5 separate regions of the Homo sapiens genome follow, and regions 1, 2, 3 and 5 are each linked to region 4. Evidence: chromatin contacts called from ENCODE Hi-C or POLR2A ChIA-PET data. All regions are on one chromosome and are shown on one strand. Each heading gives the region's core, a stretch centred on a gene start or an enhancer-like site at or near the end of the contact. The rest is flanking DNA. Distances are from core to core; before and after follow the strand shown.

Region 1 (2,700 bases), core at 32-2,531, 1.1 Mb after region 4:
CATATTCCCATTGCTAGTTTTGATTCCAGAAGACACAAGTGACCCCACCTCAGACCAAACAGAAGCAAGGACAACTTTGCAGGGAGCATCTCGGCGAACTTCTAGAAGCAACTGTCCCCCTCCCACCAGAACATAAGCTAAGAAGCAAACAGCTCCCATTGCTGTCAGCACAGCTGTACAACAAAAAGGAGAACCAGTTTCAGGATGAGGCCAACAAGGTGAACAGTGCAGTAGAACACAGCAAGGATGTCAGTCCTGGAGGAGGCACCTGCAGAGCCGGGCCCTACCAAGCAGAGTGAAGAAGTCTTTCAGAGGCAAAGCCTCCCAGAGAGGAGTTCAGTACCCAGAAGAGTAGGTGGACGTGGGCCTGGAAGGGCCAAGCATGAGCCCAGAGCCTCCTATGCCTGCCCAAAGTCTTAATTTTATCCCCAAAATGAACTTTTAAGGATTCAATGCTTAGGAGTAACATGGCCAGATATGCATTTTACAAAGATTACTCCAGGGACCATGTCGGTGCAAGGCTGGAAAGCAGGAGAAAGGCTACAGTAATCCAGGCAAGAAATTATAAAGTCTTAAATTAAGGTAGCAGCAGAAAGATGAAGAGAGGGAACCCCTAAGAGAAAAATGGACATCGAATGGTACTGAGATGCGGAAGGTAAGGACGAGAAAGGCCTCAAGACGGCAGCGCAGGCCCCTGCCGTACTCTGGGAAAGAAAAATTAGTGAAAAAATTAAGGCTCAAGTCCAGGTCTTTGCTGTAACCACGAGCGCCGGCGGCGCGCGCCCCCGACCCCGCGGCGCCGGCTGAGCCCGCAGGGACCCACACGCCCAGTGCAGGAGGCTGGCGGGATCCGGGCTGGTTCTCCTGGAGCTCGCCCCGCAGGGCCGGCTGCGGTGAAGAGAGCGCAGGGTCCCGAGGCGACCCGAGGCGCGGGGCCTCGGCGCCCACCGGGCAGGCTACACTGAAGGGCACCCCGAAGACGCTGGGGGCGCGGGGCCCAGGGCCAACGGCCGCAACCCCGCCGCGATTTGGGCACGGAGAGGACGCGGGCTCGGCGGTGCGCGAAGGGCGACGGGCGCAGGGGCGGGAGACCCGGGGTCGGGCTGGTCTAAGAGTCGGGCGGCGGATCCTCCTGGGCCAGGGGCGCGGAGCCGCGCAGGCCCCACAGCCGCCCTGGGGAGATGGCGGAGCCCGGCCCGCTCTCCCGAGCGCAGGTATCTCACCTGGATCAGGCGAGGGTCACGCCAAGCCGGCTACACACCACGGAAAGGAGCCCTTCCGCGCTTTTATCCCACCGACCAATCGCACAGCGACTAGCACCGATTGACAAGCTCCACGGACCAGCCACTTGCGCGTATGGGCGGGACTAAGCTAGCCAGAGTCTAGAAGCCCGCGCTAAGGGTTGCTAGGGACGCACCAAACACCCCTACGGCGCTTCGGAGGAGCCAAAGGAATAATGGGCGCCTCCGCCCCCGGGCCGGGCAGATGCGGTTTCCTCCCGACTCGCGATCAAAATGGGTGAGTAGCGCAGAGCTCGCCTCTTGGAGGCCTCTTTCTGAAGGCGGAGGACGCGGGGCGGCTCGTTCATGGGCCGGGTGGCTCCGCAGGGTAGACGAAGGCTGCAGCGTCCGCACTGGGCTGGGAACGACTTGCAAGGGGAGCCCAGCTGGCGCCCCGGAGCCAGCCAGCTGGCTAGCGGCCCCACCAGCGCAAGTGCCCCGCACCTGCCCGCCTGCTCCGAGCGTCAAGAGAAGGCGGCATTTCGCATGGGTAAAATCCGCGCGGGGACGCCGGGAGAATGTTGTTGCTCTTGCCGTTCGGCCCATTGTACAGACGCAGCCAGCGAGGCTCGCAGAGGTCAGGGATGCACGTAGGACTGGCCCGCACCTTGCAGCCACGGAAAGATCCGCCTGGCCCGCGGCCCCTCCACGCCTCCGAGGTCGAGACAGTGACATAAGTCAACTCTCAAGCCCAGGGCGTCTCTCCACTCTGCCTAGACGTCCACTCCGTCTGCCTGCAGCTACGGCTCTGTGCGTCCCGCTTCGACTCCCTCTGCTTTCCTTCCCAGCTTCTCGCCTCCAGACTGTTCCGGCTCCGCCGCCTGAAATTACCTGCTCTGGGGGAGGCGCGGCGCGCGGCCTCATGACGGAACTACAACTCCCATGAGGCGCTGGGCCCACGCAGGCGCGGCGCGGCTGAAGTCGCCGCGCCGGAATCCCATTGGCAGGGCCGGCTCTGAGGCGGGAGCCCTGATTGGCTGAGGGGTCTGAGGCGACAGATTCCGGAAAGGGGAAGAGCAGCCAACATGGCGGCGGAACGCGGCGCGGGGCAGCAACAGTCGCAGGAGATGATGGAGGGTGAGCGGCCCCTGCGGGCGGCGGCCCAAGGGCCCAGCGGGCGGGGGGAGCTGCGGGCTGGAACTGCTCCGTGCCTGAGAGAAACTCCACGTCCTGCCTCTGGCCGCCGCCGCGCGGCCCCCTGACAGCTGACAGCCGGACCCGGGGGAGCGGGGGAGGCGCTGGACCTCGGGGGAGCCCCGGCCCGGGGGCGGCAGCGGCCGGGAAGGACCCAGAGCTAGGGGGAGAGCGGCGGCGCGAGGCCAGGCCGGGGGTGGGGCTGAATGGGACGCGGTGGCTCCATTCAGTCCAGTTGGAGCCTCGCCCCGAGCCTCTGAGATTGACGGGCGGGGGAGCCTCCTCG
Region 2 (2,700 bases), core at 60-2,559, 1.5 Mb after region 4:
AGCCCTTTGGCACCAGCAGCTGGTCCTCATTCCAGGCTAAGGGCTCGCCGTAGTGGCTCCCTCCGAGGCTGTCCCACCAGACGCTTAAAGGTGGCTCCATAGTGGAAACGACTTCTTTAAAGAAGAAAGATGAGTCTCATGTTCGGGCAACCGCCCGTCGCAGGGGTTAAACGGTCCTGACAGAGCAGCCTTTTCACCCTCCCCTGGGCCAAAGCACACACGTGTTCTCTGCTTTCCCTGCACACCGGCCACTCAGATCTGCTTCTCCACAATCTCAGCCCCTCAGCGCCCGCCAGGGTCTCCCCTACAGCCCCTGCCCAGCCCAACACGGCCAGAATGACCCGCGGCCCAGGCCGAGGCCGCAGGGTGGCCCCCGACCTTCCACTGCCTTCGGATGCTGACATGAGGTTCCCGCCCCGCGCTGGGGGCAGCGCCCCGTCCCTGCGCCGGTGTCTCTTCACGCACCTCCACCGCCCTCGCACAGGCGGAGCCACCAGGGGCTCGGTTTCTAGAGGCCTGCGAGCTTCTGCCACGCAAAACGCCACAGGCACACGGCAGAGCCCCGGGGCCGCCCTGCGCCCACCTCAGGACGGCTCCGCTGGTCGCACGACGCGCGCTCCTTCCCTCACCCCACTGCCCGCTCCGGCGTGGCGCTCCCCTCTGAACCCCCAGGAGACTCTGGAGCCCCTCGGTGAGAGGCCGCTAGTCTTCCTGACCTGCACCCTTCTCACCTGGTTGGCAAATCCCCGGAGGTGAGCCATGGCCGCGCCGCCTCAGACCCTCCGCCAGCAGCCCCAGGAGGCGTCTGGATCCCGCGGAGAGGCGCGGAGCCGGCTAGCTCGCCCCTGCGGCGTCAGTCCACTGCGAGGGACACCAGGGGCGCTCGGTGCCCAGTTCAGTCATCTGAGACCGACCTCCGGGGCGGCGGGCTCCATGGGTGGGGGGGGGCCCAGGAGACCCCCCAGGCCGCCGGGGCCCCGCCACGCCCGGGCCTAACGCCCAGGCTCCCGGGGGCTCGCCGCCCCTCCCGTCGCCGCCCCCACCTCTTCCAAGGCAGCTTCCTCCCGGTGCCCCCGCCCCGGTGTCCCCGCCACCGAGCCCCGCCCCGGGCCCCTCCCTCTGCCCCCTCCCCAATCGCCGCAAGCGCCCCGCCCGGCAGCGCGCCCACCTCCGCGGGGCTCCATCCCGGCCTCCCCCGGCCCGCTCTGCAGCGCCCGCGAAGGCTCCCACCCGCAGCCTCTGTTCGCCCGGGGACCCCGGGCCTCCCAGCCCGCGAAGCAACGGTGGTGGCGGCAGCGACCGGAGAAAGCCCGGAGGCGACGGCGAGGGCGGTGCTCGGCGTCGCGGCCCGCGCACGGCTCTCTGGGACCCCGAGTCCCACCGCCCACTCCGGGCCCGGAAGCCTGCTGGCGTTGGACTACAAGTCCCGGCAGGCTGCGCGAGAGGGGGCCGGGGCTCGCATGCGCGCCGCGAGGCTCTCTGGGACCCCTAGTCCTGCTCCCGAAAGGTTTGGACTGCGTCTCCCGGCAGGCCGCGCGCCTGGGCGGGCGGGGCACGTGGTCGTTGTCGCGTCGCGCCCTCCCTGCCTCGCCCTCGCGGGTCTTCTGCGTTTGCTGGCGCCTGCCAGGCGTCGTCTCCGACGTTACGGCGGCCGCGCGGCCCTCTCCCTTGGGCTCTGCCCTGCGCAGCCCTGGTTCGAGCGGGCCAGTGAGGCCCGGCGCCCTCCCCGCCTCGCCACGAGGATCCACCGCGGCCGCCCAGGCTTCTAGCCTTGTCGTCACGGCACGGAGATAAGCCCGCGCTGGCCACATCGCGAAGCCCCTGTTCGTACTGAGACCCCGCCCGGGATCACGCGCACAGGCCAGGGCGCACCAGGCCTTGGAGAAGCTACCGGCACAGCCCATTCCTTGGGCGAGTTGCTTCGCCTCTCCTGCCTCAGTTTCCTTACCTGTCAAGGGGTGGTCATAGGACGTCCTTGGTCACACCGTTGTGGGACCCACCTGGGCTAGAGCGCGGGACGCGCCCAGGACAGTGACTGCTGCTGGAAGCCGTCATGGCACTCCCCAGGGTCCGGGAGGGACTTGCAGATCCCAAGGCTACCTGGTGCGTCCCCGTGCCCCGTGGGCCGCCAGGTCATAGTGCCCCCTGTGTGCATTCCCCTAGTGCACCGCAGGGATCCCCACCTGTCCGGTGAGGAAGATTTGTCCCTCCTGCATACTGTGTCCACCCTTACAGGCCCTCACTCTCCATGATGGCTCAGCACAGGTGACTATCCTGACCTCCTCACATCCCTCCTTCTTCGAGAGGGTTCTGGCGTTTCTCTCTGCTCCCTGGTGCGTGTCTTCTCATGGTGCACTGCCGAGTCCTTTAAGAAGCTATGCTTCCCTGTCATGCGTCCAGGACAGCCCCTTGAACCCCTCCTGGGTCCGCATCTCTCATCACCCCTGCTTCTTTACGTACTGACTTGGCTTTGTTTGTGCTTTGACTCCCCAGGAGAAAGTGGGCTTCCTGCAAGCGGAGCTGTGCCCAGGACCATGCCAGCCCACGGCAGGCGCTCAGTAATGTTTGTTGAATGAATGTGTAAATGCATGAAGATAATATATGTATTTAATGCATGTAAATAGATGCCTGCTGCATCTCTGGCCTTCGTGTGGTCAGTAATCGCTGCACTTTTCCGAAGTGCCTAGAAGAGGCTGGGAG
Region 3 (2,700 bases), core at 43-2,542, 1.7 Mb before region 4:
TTACTGGAGGTGGTTATAGGGGGACATGGAAGGAAAACTATAAAAATGCAATTTAGTATTTGTTGATAAACCATACAGCCTGACTGGCATTGAAATTGGTTGTCTGTATAACTTTTCCATTACCAACTGAACTGTGCTAGAAGAAATATTAAAGGAAGTTCTTCAGACAGGAGGGGTATGACACCAGATGGCGATTTAGATCTCCACAAAAAATGAGGAGGCCTGAAAATGGTAAAAATGAAGGTCAATTTAAAAGTTATAATGGGGGCGGTCGCGCACACCTGTAATACCAGCACTTTGGGAGGCCGATGCGGACGGATTGCCTGAAGTCAGGAGTTCCAGACCTGCCTGGCCAACATGGTGAAACCCCGTCTCTACTAATAATGCAAAAGCGAGGCTGGTGTGGTGTCGGGAGCCTGAAGTCGCAGCTACTCATGAGGCTGAGGCAGGAGAATCACTTGAACCTGGGAGGTGGAGGTTGCAGTGAGCCAAGATCGTGCCACTGCACTCCAGCCTGGGCGACAGAGTCAGACTTCGTCTCAAAAAAAAAAAAAGGTTATAATGGTGTTCTCATTAGAAGAACTACAGACCCCAGAGCTCTCAAATCGCCGGAAGGATTTCTGCGGTAGGCCTGTGCATGATGGACAGAGGACAGGTGGTAAAGAATCACGGACACCTAGTAGGACAACTAGGCATGGCTTTGTCCCGGTTTCAGAGCACCGACACAGCATTTAGTCACCATTTACCTTCTTGGGAGGTGGGTTAGGCAGCGGGCACACTAGTCCTGCTTTGTGGGAGCAGAAGTGAAGTCTCAGAGAAAACAGGTGACTTGCCCAAGAAGCCTTATTAATTACCAGCCAGGACAGCGTATTTTCTATTCCGTGTGTTTTGGGATAACTTAGTGCCGTCCCCTCCGATGAACCAGTGCCTTCGAAAGCCCTTGAGATTTGGGAAACAGGCGGCACAGATCTTGGAGGTTACCTTGTTCTTAATCAGTCCTCAGGCAGTCGCCTCTAACGCGAGCGAACACCGGCTTCCCGAGGCCGTCGCTCGGCAGAGGAGGGGCCAGGCGCCCGATCCCAGATCCCCTTTCCCCGCCCCGCCGCGCCCCGCCTGCTCTGGCACAGCCGCACTCCCGCAAATCCCTCCCGCGGAACCCCCACTCCTGCCTGCGCGGGCGCTGGAAGGCGGGCAGGGGGCGGGGCGCCGCGGCGCGTCCGTTGCTAAGGCCGCGCAGCCCTAGTGACCGAACGCCCTGCGGCGGCCGCGCAGGCGCTGTGGTGGGCTCCGGTGCACTGTGGGATGGAAACCGGAGCGGCGCGTCCTGGCAGGACCGGGCGGCGGCGGCGGCGGGGCCGGCGGCGGCCAGGGACCCGGGCTTAGGCTCGGCCAGGCCGGCTGAGGGGCGCGGGCGGCCAGCGGGCGGCGGACGCCGTCATGAACGCGGCGGTGGTGAGGCGGACGCAGGAGGCGCTGGGGAAAGTGATTCGGAGGCCGCCGCTGACCGAGAAGCTGCTGAGCAAGCCCCCGTTCCGCTACCTGCACGACATCATCACGGAGGTGGGCGCCGGGGACCGGGCCCGGCCAGGTGCGGGTCGGGATTCCGGTGGGCGCCGAGGTCAGGGCCCGGGCCGGGTGGCGCCGGGTGCGAGCCGGGCTCGGGCTCAGGTGCGGGTCGGGGGCCGGGGCTGGGCCGGAGTCGGGGCCCGGGCCGGGTGTGAACCGGGTGTGGGCCGGGCTCGGGGTGCAGGTCGGGGACCTGTTCAGGGCCGGGTGTGGGCCGGGCACAGGGTGCGGGTCGGGGGCCGGGGTCAGTTCCGGGGTCGGGGCGAGAGTTCTGTGCGGCCCCTGCCTGGGAGCCCGGCCTGTAGGCCCAATTCCGCGGCGCCCTCCGTGAGGAGGTCCTGCCCCTCCCCCGGCTCCGGGCCGCCGCTTACAAGGAGGCTCCGGGCCCTCAGGAGCATTCTTACTTCTTCCCTGCCTGCCCTTGTATTTCCTTAGAGTGCATCTTCCATTATTGCTGGCAGAGCTGCTTCTGTGACTCCTGCCTCGTCTAACCTTGCAGAACCCCTCTCGCTTGCCCTGAAGTATGTAGCACGTGGAAGGCACTCCCTAAATCCTGGGAGAATGGAAATAATATTTTTTATACAACCCTTCTGCCCCAAAGTTTCCCTCCATACCACATTTTGGGTGCTTAATAAATGCCTGCGGGTGGATTTAGTGGAGGCGGCTGTAGGGGGACTTGGCAGGAAAGACTGTAACAGAGCTGCACAGCCTGCCCTACGTTGAGATTGGTGGTCTCTGTAGCTTTTTCCACTTGCGGATGGTGTGCTCCTCCGTGACGGAGACCCTGGCTTGCTTATTAGCATGGCTCTGGTGATCTGCACTGGGTAAGGTACATAGAAATTGCACAACAAACATCCCCTGTTGAGTGGGACCTGTCAAGGCTCGTGGTAACTCCCTGGTAACTCTCAGGAGCGTCACTGCAGCGGGCGCAGCACCCATTTCCATGGTGGACCCAAGGGCACGTGGGAACTCAGAGGTGTGTTTTGGGATTTAGGATTCAGGTTGGACTTGCAGACTTCCAGGGCCTCATGACCTCACCTGGTGATGGTCCTCAAGCTCTGTTTCTCACTCTTTTCAACAGGTTGGGTGCCTTATTCTTGCACAGACTTTGCTTTACTGGTTCTGCCCTCCTAC
Region 4 (2,700 bases), core at 174-2,673:
AAAGTTGAAACAAGATACCACTACGCAGCTATCAGAATGGATAGCAATCCAAAGTAACCGACAGCCCCGCATGCTGGCGAGCACGCAGAGCAACAAGGAGAGCCTTCACTTCTGGTGGGAGTCAAATGGCACAGTCACTCTGGAAGATGGCTTGGCAGCTTCTTAGAAAACTAGTCTTACTACATGAGTAATCGCTCTTCCAGGTATTACCCAAATGATATAAAAATGTATTTCCAAAAAGAAATCTGCATGTACACGATTACAGCAGCTTTATTCATAATTGCCAAAAACTTGAAGCAACCAAGATGCCCTTCAATTGCTGAATGAATTGAAGTACATCCATGCAATGAGATATTACTCAGTGATTAAAAAGAAATGAGTTACCAAGCCACGAAGACATAAGTGAATCTTACATAGATATTTCCAAGTATTCAAGGCGTCTGAAAAGGCAATATATTGTATGATTCTAATTATATGACATTCCAGAAAAGGCAACTATGGAAATGTTAATGAGATCTGTGGTTGTCAGGGGTTGGAGAAAAAGAAGGGTTTAATAGGTAAAGCAGAGGGGAATTTTTTAAGGCAGTGAAGCTACTCTGTACGAACCTATAATGGTGGAGACATGCTATTACACACGTGTCAAAACCTATAGAACCTTATAGCACAAAGAAAAAATCCATAGAACCTTATAGCACAAAGAATGCGCTCAATGTATGCACATTTTAAAAAACGCATTAGGTAGAAGGATCCCAAGATGTAAGGCAGAATGTGACAAAGCAATCCAACTGTGTTACAAATGTATGAAACGATTTCACTGAAGAAGGTGGGGGCAAAATGCTAAGAAATGAGAGTAGTCAGTCAGAGTAAAGGCAAAAGGAAGCGGACACAAGCACTGAACTCCGTGTCTGCTCAACATGGCATCACCCAAGCACCCAGCAGGGCCCGACCTTTAAACGGCTCTTGACAGGGCTGCTACGTGAATTATCTAATGACAAGCGCGTGTGCCCCCGGCCTGCCACCTGCACACGGGCCTCCCGCATCAGGGCAGCCTCGGGGCCCTGATCACCTCCGCGCTCCAGCGTTTTGCTTAAAGCTGAGATAAAATGGCCTGGAGAAGCTCGTGGCCCCCTGAGGTCTGTCCACGACCAAAGACCAAACAATTCCGGAGGCAGGAGGGGTCCCCCAAACCCACCCGGAGAGCGACCTGGGAGCCGCCGCCAGAGGCCGGGGGAGATGTGGAACTGCTCCCCACCCCGCCACCCCGCCACCCTGCCACCCCGCCACCCTGCCACCCCGCCGCCCGCTCACCACGCGCTGGGCGCCCGCCGCCACGACCCGGGCGGACGCGGACGTCGCTGCCAGCTTCAGGAGCCGCAAGGCCATGGCTACCCGGTCAGCTCAGGATCAAGGACCCAAGGGGACGCGGTCGCGACGGGGCCCTCTCTCGCGGCCGGCGCGCTGCCGTGACGTCACGGCCGGGGTGCCCGCGGCGCCTGTCGGGAACCTTCCAGGGGGCGGGGCCGCGCCGAGGCCCTCGGGGGCTTCCGCGGAGACAGCCAGTGCGCTGCCAGGGTCCTGCGGGTTGGGGCGAGGGCCGAGAGGTGGGAGTTGGAGGTGAACGTGGGGGCAGCATGCTGGCTGCCCGGCCCCTGCCTGGGTTCTGAGTTGCTGCGGTGTCGCGGGAGCTGAGGCCGCCCAGGGCGTGGAGCGACTTCTGCGTCTCGTCCCAGGGTCCTGTGCTCCCCGCAGAATCCCCCAGGCGCGGTGTGGACGTCAAAGCGACCTCCTAGAGAACATTCCTAGCTCTCAGAACGTTCTCGCTGGGGAGGGAAAGTGGAAAAAGAGGGGGCGAGGAGCGGAGGGACGGGGTGGGACCCCTGTCGCGGGGCGCCTGTCAGGGAGAGGGACCTGGCAAGGCCGGCCTGGGTCGCCTCCGGAGCTGAAGGCTAAGTGGTCTCATCCAGGGGACCTGCTGTGAACACATTGAATAGCATAGAAAACAAAAGCACACGCTCCAAGTCCATCTCTTTTTTTTTTTTTTTTTTTTTTTTTTTTTTTTTTTTTTTTTGAGGCAGAGTCCCGCTCTGTCGCCCAGGCTGGAGTGCGGTGGCGCCATCGCGCTCACTGCAAGCTCCGCCTCCCTGGTTCACGCCATTCTCCTGCCTCAGCCTCCCGAGTAGCTGGGACTACAGGCGCCCGCCGCCACACCCGGCTAATTTTTTGTATTTTTAGTAGAGACGGGGTTTCACCATGTTAGCCAGGATGGTCTCGATCTCCTGACCTCGTGATCCACCCGCCTCGGCCTCCCAAAGTGCTAGGATTACAGGCGTGAGCCACCGCGCCGGCAAGTCCATCTCTTAAAATGTGCTCCCGTCAGGACCTGGGCTCTGGGCTCCACGAAGGAGCCTTGCATGTGAGGTTTCCTTCCAAGTATGCCTGCTGTTGGGAAGGGTTTTTATAATCTTTTGTGTTCCCCAGGCTTTTTGTTCTTAACCCCTTAAATATTCTTTAACTTTGTTTTCAACTTTTCAGAAATGATCATGCGATTGTAAAACAGTGGGAATGCAGCTGTGTAAACTACGGCCGGTTCTATGGATGTTTCTATAATTGAAGAATTGCTTTTTGTCAAAAATACGGATTCCCGGTCCCCAACGCAGGAGGGTCTGGTTTTTAGATCCTGGAGGGCACCTGAAATCCATT
Region 5 (2,700 bases), core at 1-2,500, 1.1 Mb after region 4:
ATGGAAGACAATTTTTCCACAGACTGGTGAGGGGTTTCAGGATGATTCAAGCATATTACATTTGTTGTGCACTTTATTTCTGTTATTTTCACGTTGTAATATAAGATGAAATAATTATACAACTCACCATAATGTAGAATCACTGGGAGCCCTGAGCTTGTTTTCCTACAACCAGGAGGTGCCATCTGGGGTTGATGGGAAACAGTGACAGATCATCGGGCATCAGATTCTCATAAGGAGCGCAACCTGGACCCCTCAAAGGCGCAGTTCACAATAGGGTTCGCGCTCCAGTGAGAATCTAAGGCGGCTGGTCTGACAGGAGGCGGAGCTCAGGCGGTAATGCCAGCGAAGGGAGCGGCTGTAAATACAGTCTGGCTGGCTCACTTGCCGCTCACCTCCTGCTGTGCAGCCTGGTTCCTAATAGGCAAGGGACGGTACCGGGGGTTGGGGAACCCCTGCTCTAAAACCTTCACATCGGTCCCAACCCCTTCTCCAGCGTCATCGATTGTCGCCCTGGGGCCACCCTGCCAAGCCCAAGCTCTGGCTGCTCTCCAGCCTCCCCTGTCCAGATGCTCCCTCCGCCAGGAACACCTGGCAGTCGCTGGGGTCAGCGGGCGCGGCCCGTGGAACTGGGCTCAAGCCTAAAGACCTCTATGCTGATTCCGCTTCCTCTTAATGAAAAGTACATGTTATCTTCCTTGTGAAGTTCAAACTCTTGTTCAACAGTCAACTCAGGCCGGGCGCGGTGGCTCACGCCTGTAATCCCAGCACTTTGGGAGTTCGAGGCGGGTGGATCACCTGAGGCCAGAAGTTACAGACCAGACTGGCCAACACGGTGAAACCCCGTCTCTACTAAAAATACAAAAATTAGCCAGGCATGGTGGCGGGCGCCTGTAATCCCAGCTACTTGGGAGGCTGAAGCAGTAGAATTGCTTGAACCCGGGAGGCGGAGGTTGCAGTGAGCCGAGATCGCGCCATTGCACTCCAGCCTGGAGACAGAGCGAGACTTTGTCTCAAAAAAAAAAAATGTCAACTCTATATCCCACAATAATTGAGCAGAGCCACGGGTCCAGGATGCCAAAACCAGGTCAGCGTGCACGGACCTCCGGGAGGGCTCCACGACCTGGCCGTGAAACACTCGGCGGCCGCGGTTCCTCTGCGTCGCTGCCCGCCCGCCTGCGACCCGGAGAAGCCCGCGCGCCCAGCTCGAGCTTACCTGACGGCCGAACGCAGCCATAGCGCGGAGAAGATGGCAGCAGTTACGGCGCCGGAAGCAGCGGTCCTCCCCCGTCCTTCACTTCCGGCCCCCGGTCCGTCACCGACGCCGTTCCCAGCGCCAGCGCGGTGTGGTGGATCGTGATTCCGGCCCGGAGCTGTGCTGAGCGTTCACGGCCCCGCGGGGCTCAGGTGTCCCGGGGCCGCCCCTTAGAAAGCCGGAAGGCCGGAGTCGCGCCCGTCACCGTGCCGCCGCCTCTGCCGCGGCCTCAGCCTTCGGGGGCCTCGGTGTCCGGTTGTTCCCGTTGCACTGCCGTGTCCCGTTTCGCAGAGCTCTGGGCCGCGTGAACGAATGGGTCGTCCTGGCCCATACTTGTGTTTCAGATGACCTGAGAATTCCTCTCAAGAGTACAGGTAGAGGGGAACTGGTTCCTTGCTTCGGGAACTTCACCCGAGAGCGCAGAAATCCTTCCCGAGGCAGGAAAAATGGATTCCGTTCCATGTAGAGATATTTAAGATTTTATTGTGTAAAAATCTGTATTCAGCGTGAACACCGGGGCCACCTACGCACAAAAAGAAGTCTTTACCGCTTTTCTTTCTTTTTACTCTCAGCCAGTGGAAGATGAGAATTTGCCGTTTTTAAAAGACCCAAGTAAAATGACAGGAATTACGGCACATTTCCCTTTATAAGCAAGAGCCTTCCCAACTTCGAGGTCTGGTTCCCTCTTAGGATGAAATATAGTAAAGTTTTAGCCCAATGTGTATTCATTCTTAAATTTCCTCTCTCGACCTAAGAGCGTAGGCATCTTTCACAAGGTGATGCTTGTGAAGAATAAAAAGGTGTGCTTTCTCAGCTGCCTAAATCCTGCCACCAAAGCCTTAATTTATAAGCATTTCTTGTTTTATCTACTTCATTCTGGACTGACATAAAGGATTTGATTCTTGCATGGGCACACATTTACATATCTGCTTTGCGCCAGGCATGGAGTGGGGTGCCAAACAATTTATGTAAAACTGTCTTTTGACAAAAGGATTATGTCAAAGAAAAGGAAGGTTCTAATCCGTGTAGAAACTAAAGAATTGGTTGCTTTGGCAGAGTGCAGTGGCCCACGCCTGTAATCCCAGCACTGTGAGAGGCTGAGGTGGGGGGGATTGCCTGGGCTCAGGAGTTCAAGACCAACCTGAGCAACATAGGAAAATCCTGTCTCTACAAAAAATAAAAAATTAGCCGGGAGTAGTGGCGTGCACCTGTAGTCCCAGCTACTCAGGAGCCTGAAGTGGGAGGATCACTTGAGTCCAGGAGGTTGAGGCTGCAGTGAGCCATGATTGCACCACTGCACTCCAGCCTGCGTAACAGAGCAAGACCTTGTCTCAAAAAACAAAAGGAAAAAAAAAATTGGTTGCCTTTGTTGTTTTTTATAATGTAATTTTCTTCTCAAAATACTCAACTGTCAACATCTCACAATAAATTGTGTTAATGCTACA

The links. Hi-C counts contacts between places; a loop is a spot of excess contacts on that map. ChIA-PET counts read pairs that join two places held with the same protein, here RNA polymerase II (POLR2A). Pooled maps may share reads with other maps.
Region 1: a loop to region 4 is called in a pooled map, with 18 times the contacts of the local background. The contact joins the promoter of PASK here to the promoter of NDUFA10 in region 4. A Hi-C loop is called at or near these places in 6 of 50 pooled maps. POLR2A ChIA-PET finds 5 or more read pairs at or near these places in 4 of 52 experiments (MCF 10A, WTC11, activated CD4-positive, alpha-beta T cell and 1 more).
Region 2: a map of CD8-positive, alpha-beta T cell shows a loop between it and region 4 (6-fold over the local background). The contact joins the promoter of STK25 here to the promoter of NDUFA10 in region 4. A Hi-C loop is called at or near these places in 2 of 168 maps with a recorded cell type or tissue (CD8-positive, alpha-beta T cell and naive thymus-derived CD4-positive, alpha-beta T cell) and 6 of 50 pooled maps.
Region 3: a pooled map shows a loop between it and region 4 (15-fold over the local background). The contact joins the promoter of TRAF3IP1 here to the promoter of NDUFA10 in region 4. A Hi-C loop is called at or near these places in 9 of 50 pooled maps. POLR2A ChIA-PET finds 5 or more read pairs at or near these places in 2 of 52 experiments (H1 and activated CD8-positive, alpha-beta T cell).
Region 5: a loop to region 4 is called in a map of transverse colon, with 17 times the contacts of the local background. The contact joins the promoter of MTERF4 here to the promoter of NDUFA10 in region 4. A Hi-C loop is called at or near these places in 1 of 168 maps with a recorded cell type or tissue (transverse colon) and 4 of 50 pooled maps. POLR2A ChIA-PET finds 5 or more read pairs at or near these places in 1 of 52 experiments (WTC11).

Annotation. Positions count from the first base shown.
Region 1 is chr2:241,148,191-241,150,890 of GRCh38, forward strand. It overlaps PASK (PAS domain containing serine/threonine kinase), which reads right to left and starts at 1,282. Exons shown (of 18, transcript NM_015148.4): 1 at 1,224-1,282. PPP1R7 (protein phosphatase 1 regulatory subunit 7) reads left to right here and starts at 2,277. Exons shown (of 10, transcript NM_002712.3): 1 at 2,277-2,357. The coding sequence starts at 2,306. RefSeq lists enhancers at 236-395, 1,909-2,068 and silencers at 649-698, 749-808, 869-1,228, 2,359-2,698.
Region 2 is chr2:241,507,275-241,509,974 of GRCh38, forward strand. It overlaps STK25 (serine/threonine kinase 25), which reads right to left and starts at 1,310. Exons shown (of 12, transcript NM_001271977.2): 1 at 1,169-1,310; 2 at 732-861. The coding sequence starts at 761. LOC107985788 (a long non-coding RNA gene) reads left to right here and starts at 1,598. Exons shown (of 2, transcript XR_001739177.2): 1 at 1,598-1,823; 2 at 2,164-2,621. RefSeq lists an enhancer at 135-184 and silencers at 615-664, 945-1,714.
Region 3 is chr2:238,319,226-238,321,925 of GRCh38, forward strand. It overlaps TRAF3IP1 (TRAF3 interacting protein 1), which reads left to right and starts at 1,293. Exons shown (of 17, transcript NM_015650.4): 1 at 1,293-1,560. The coding sequence starts at 1,438. RefSeq lists silencers at 947-1,426, 1,557-1,786.
Region 4 is chr2:240,023,919-240,026,618 of GRCh38, forward strand. It overlaps NDUFA10 (NADH:ubiquinone oxidoreductase subunit A10), which reads right to left and starts at 1,424. Exons shown (of 10, transcript NM_004544.4): 1 at 1,309-1,424. The coding sequence starts at 1,383. RefSeq lists a silencer at 1,351-1,610 and an enhancer at 1,419-2,248.
Region 5 is chr2:241,101,037-241,103,736 of GRCh38, forward strand. MTERF4 (mitochondrial transcription termination factor 4) reads right to left here and starts at 1,251. Exons shown (of 4, transcript NM_182501.4): 1 at 1,217-1,251. The coding sequence starts at 1,237. RefSeq lists enhancers at 498-1,037, 1,038-1,577.